Linked DNA regions of Mus musculus: region 2 is linked to region 1. Evidence: chromatin loops called from intact Hi-C (ENCODE). Cell type or tissue: heart. All regions are shown on one strand.

Evidence for each region. Peaks named below come from ENCODE experiments on the same cell type or tissue, not always from the same donor. Only the 100,000 strongest peaks of a DNase experiment are listed, where the experiment ranks them.
Region 2: it touches region 1 in a loop (2.3-fold over the local background); 3 of 42 quality-filtered maps call a loop at or near these places.

What each region holds. Positions count from the first base shown.
Region 1 is chr7:79,934,216-79,936,715 of GRCm38, forward strand. Arpin (actin-related protein 2/3 complex inhibitor) reads right to left here and starts at 1,049. Exons shown (of 6, transcript NM_027420.4): 1 at 938-1,049. The coding sequence starts at 1,029. Gm31966 (a long non-coding RNA gene) reads left to right here and starts at 1,224. Exons shown (of 3, transcript XR_391645.4): 1 at 1,224-1,965. In heart, a CTCF peak has its summit at 1,069; DNase peaks (open chromatin) are centred at 516, 1,086, 1,506 and 1,826; H3K4me3 peaks cover 1,901 bases; H3K27ac peaks cover 1,771 bases.
Region 2 is chr7:80,114,101-80,116,600 of GRCm38, forward strand. It overlaps Idh2 (isocitrate dehydrogenase 2 (NADP+), mitochondrial), which reads right to left and starts at 1,250. Exons shown (of 11, transcript NM_173011.2): 1 at 1,062-1,250. The coding sequence starts at 1,176. In heart, CTCF peaks have their summits at 1,137 and 1,336; DNase peaks (open chromatin) are centred at 651 and 1,291; H3K4me3 peaks cover 2,177 bases; H3K27ac peaks cover 2,500 bases.

The sequences.
Region 1 (2,500 bases):
TCCAAAAATATTTAACTGACAAAGACAGGTTATATCGAAGGCATTTATCAAGAAAACTTGATATGTACACATTGCATAATGACTCACACCACCAAATTTATGTATACATTATATCCTCAGAACTTATTCCCCCTTTGACTGAACCTGCTCCACTGGAGACCTTATGAGTTGGACTTTAGATTCCACTTCCTAGATGACGCGATATTTTGGTTTTCTGGGCCTGGCTTCTTTCATGTAGAATAATTCTTGTTGTTTCTGACTGTAAATGAAATTGTCCATCCTGCTTATTACCCTCCGGATATTCCCACCCTCCCTCTATTGTTCCTGCCACACCACAAACTGGTCACCAGTGATGCAGTGTGACAGATGGCTAGAGTTTAGAGCCCTGGTGTGGGGAAAAGACGGAGGTCAGTGGGAACCCCAGCACCGCCTCTGTAGTTCCATTTGGGAGTCTGGGCATCCCTCCAGTGGATATTCTTGCAGGCGGGAATTTCAAGTTTATCTGTCTTCCCAGCGTGTGTTGGCCAGGGACCTTGGGAAGAGCCAGCTGGATGCCTGGGGTGGTTTTGGCAACCCCAGTTTCTCTCCCCAGTGTCCCCTACACCCCCAACCCCCATCAATCTTTGAGCAGGACTCAGATCTTGAGTTCGACAGAGGCCTCAGGGATGCTCCAGGGAGCCCAGGCCCCAGGGATGCTCCCAGGCCACTACGGCTGGCCATAGTAGGGGCCAGGGCCCCGACTCAGCCAATCCTGGCAGTTCCCTTGCCCAGTCCACATCTGGCTAACAATGTGGGAAGGGGAGGGAAGCACAGCCCACCTCTGGCCAGTAGCGGAGTCCCTGGCCCGGTGGACAGAGTACAACCCACCCCTGGTCAGCCGCGGAAGAAAGTGCAACCCATCTCTGGCCAGCAACCGGATGGACAGAGCACATCCTACCCTTGGTGGGTGGCAGGGTCCCAGGTTCCCGGCAGGCGCGCGCTCTGCACGGCCTTGTTGCGGAGGGCGCTATCCTGGTAGATGCGGCTCATTTTCCCCACGCCGAGGCCCTGTGGCTCCAGGAAGCAACCGGCGCGTAGGGCGGGGCACCTCGGGGACAGGAGCTTGGAGGTCGCTGCAGCACCAGCTTCCCGGGTTAACAGATCCGGGAAGCTAGTCCGAGGCGTTCCCAGTTGGGACTTAAAGGGGCCGAGCCTCATTCCTGACAGCCAGACCTCGTGCAGTAACAGGGGGCTTTTGGAATGACCACTGTCCTTCATGTCCTTATAGACTAAGACAGAAAGATCGAGAGTTCGGTCCCCATCTGTACTATACAGAGATTCTGTCTCAAAACACATCAATATACAAAAAAGCGGCCTTGAAGCTTAGGAAAGTAGATCTTTCTTGGGATCTGTTCTGGTAGGACATTTTCTCAGGGAGCAGGAAGGGAGAAGACGGGACAGCAACGAGGAACCACAGAGCGGTCTCCATGGACTCTGCCCTTTTGGACCTCCCCGTGGTTCCGCAATGGCTTAGGGGAGTTCCCAGAATGTGTGACGGAGTAGGGATAGGTCAGATCTGCAGCAAGGGAAACCTCAATCTCTGCAATCCCAGCAAGTTCCTCAACCTTTAATGAGCCTACGCTTCTTGCTCAGCAAAAATAGAAAGAAACGTGTCTAATGGTTTGTAAAGATAGAACTCTCCCTCTCCTAGTCTCGTGGACATAGCATTCATTACTTTGTCTCACACTTCTCAAGGATTCGGATGGATCGATCGCTTCTCTAGCCCCACAGTGCCCTTTGCTCCAGAGTGTCTGCAAGCCTTTTATTCTCAGCCTGCACCCGGGAATCTCCTCCGACCCGGAAATCATTGGGAAATCGTCTTGTTTTATTGGCTCCTTTGTGCCAAATTCTGGCGCAGGTGGCCACATTCTGTTGTGCCAGGTGTGCCCCTGCCTCAGCCACAATGAAGATACCCGAGAGTCCAGGGTGAGTTGTTAGCTTTGGAAGGAGCTCTCTCTCCCACATAGTATCACCACAGAATGGTCTCAGACACTTTATTTTTAAGGGTCCTTCCTCTTTTAACAAAATATAAATATTTTTAAGACATTATTTTATGTATCTCAGGCTGGCTTTGAACTCGCTATGTAGCCAAGGATAACTTCAAACCCCTTTCTCCTTACAATACTTCCCCAAGAACCAGGATTACAGGTGTGGGCCACCCACTGCACCTGGATTATTTGGTACTGGGGGTTCAATCCAGGACTTTATGAACGTTAGGCAAACAGTCTTCTCAAGCCACATCCTCAGCTCCAAAAATATAGTTTTGTGGATCCCTAAAAATGTAACAGACCCTAGACAGGATGTCTGTGACTAGTCAACCCCAGCCTATGTTGGACCTGTCAGGCAGCTCTGTAATTCCCAGAAAGAAGGACAACAATCCTCTGGGGAGGACTGTCCTCTGTGTCCTCTGGCAAGTCCTAGGCTCATAGGCACCTGACTCCTCTGCCTCCTTCCTCTTCTG
Region 2 (2,500 bases), 180 kb after region 1:
ACGATTACCACTCTAGCCAGAACAAACCCCATAGCCAAACCCACCCCCTCTTCCTCATTCCTCTGGCTAACCCCAAGGGGTTTTGAGCCAGGTCAGGATAGAATTTCCGTGGCAACAGGCATCAAAAGAGGCCACCAAGTGCTCTACATTGTTCCGTGCCTTTTGTAGCAAGGCGCTGAGTAGCAAGGGTATGAAAGATGCCCACATGCCAGGTTGGGCAATCTGTTAGTAATGGAGACTCTAAAACCCTGATTATTTTGTCCGGAGTTGCGCCTTCACGTCTAAGAAGTAAGCTGAAGGCAACGCAGAGATCTCATGGGAACGACTGACTGCAGAAAAATGACAATATGCGTGCAGTGCCAGGTCTCCACAGCTTGTATGCCAGGCAGGACCCACTCACATGCAGCAGCTCGTGGTTGGCCCAGCAAGGGGCCAGGAGAGGGCCCAGACTGAGCGTCCTGCGCAGCGAAGGGTGGGGGAGTGGCAGAGAAACAAAAGCGGGAAAAATGGAAGGACATTCCTCCAGCTGTCGAGTAAAGGTTCCAAAAATAGCTGACGTGGGCCTGTTGGAGAGGAGGGACCAGAGTACGCAGGGATTGGAGAGAAGGGGAAGTGGAGGCCTCTCCTCCTCGCCTTTGTCTGAGCCGGGAGCGCGAGGTGACCCTCCTCTGCCTAGGGCTGCAGCAGGCCGCTCCAGCCCCTCTTGGTCGCTTGTCCCCTCCAAAGGCCCAAGGCAGTCATGATACCCCACCCTGGGTCCAGGTACCTCTGGAAATGCTCCCCCGGAATACCTGGAGAACCCCAGCCCTGATAGGACCCAGCAATCCCGCCCCAGGCCACCAGCTGCCACTATCCCCTGGGTCCCCACCCCTGCGCCTGCAGCGGCCCAGGCGCGCGGGGCGCGGGAGCTCGGTGTAAGGCCACCTCCCGGCCCTTTGTAACCCGCACGCCGCTGTTCCCCGACCGCCGGCGTGTCGCGAGTGGCACTCCAGGGTCCCCCTCCCGGGACGTCGCCACGTCGCAGCGCTGCACGCGAGCCCGCCCCCCGGTGCGACACTCACAGTGGCGCCGCGGCTGCTCCGGCCAGCTGGGGACAGTCAGTGCTGCCGGTGCCCAGGTCCGCGCTGAGCCCGAGGCTCTGCAGAGCGAGCTCACAGCCCGCAGGTAGCCGGCCATCCCGAGCACGCGAGGTCCGAGCACGCCGCTGCACCGGGCTGTGCGGTGGGGACTCTAGGCTGGCCCTGGTGGCTGGGACCCAACCGGGGCGGAGCTGCAGAACCTGCCGCCCCATTGGGTCTCACCCGGGAGAAGGCGGGTCCACGCCAGGGCAGGAGCCTGCTCGACACCCTTGGGCCTGTTCCAGAGCTCAGGCGGCCCCAGTGCTGAGCCCGCGCTTTCTGGGAGCCTCCATATATCCTCAAAGCATCAGGTACCGGGGAGACCCATCGGGCCGCGGGGGCTCACGGCTGCAAGACTCCCCGCTTCCGTTAGAATGTCAGCTGCAGACACGTCGCCTTAGTCCCCTGCGTCCTTTGCGTTTAGCTGACCGACGGACCTGAGGCGCTTTCATCAAGACAATGACAAGCTTTGCCGTCTTGAACCTAGACCATGGCAACTTGGGTCTCCCCCAGGTAGCGTCCAGTTGGGTGGACTAACCAGGATCGAGAGTTGAAATGCCAAGTACGGTGGAGGCAAGAGGATGAGAAGTTAGGCTACATACCAAGTTCTAGACCAGCCTGGGCTATATGAGACGCTGCGGGGCGGGGCGGGGGGGGGGGCGGCTGGAAATCCTCCTTCTGCTCCTGACTAGGCCAAACTCCTAGCCCCAAAGTCCTTCATCATGGCCGACTCTGTCTCTTCTGGACATAAGAGTGCCTGCCAGGAGACTTCTGTGACATTTGTGTGTAAAGGTTTGAGGTATGTTCATCCTTCAATAGTACAACCACTGCCCAAGTTAATTATATTCTATGCTAGTAGTTATGTAGCCCTGAAGGAAAGCCCATGTCTCCTATATCCTAGGCAAAGGTCCATCCACAACCCAGCCCAACAGCTCCTAGTTTACCTGTTTGCGTGGGGAAACAAACAGAAACATACAAGCTAAATCCATCACTGTTCATTTTCTTGAAGTAGGGGTCACTGAAGTCTGGGTTTTGTGTATCAAATATCACAAATCCACCCCAGCTCTCCCAGTCACACCAACTCACTCCAGATGAGAGCAACCTTTCTGCCCTGTGCTCCCAGCTTCCCAACCCAGCTTCACAGTGTTGTCAGGTGGAGCTATGCCAGGAAAGTGGCCTTGAACTGCCAACATCAAAGCTTCCCTCCTGGAGTCTCAATCCATCCGAGTCACAGATTTGGTTCTGGGATCCAGTACAGAGAGTATATGCAAAGGAGAGACATCTGGGTCCCTCCAGGGACTGAGGAAAGGAATAGGAAAGTCTGGCCTGGGGCAGCATGTTCCAGAACAGTCTGAGAGCCCTTCTACGAGATTCCCAGTTCT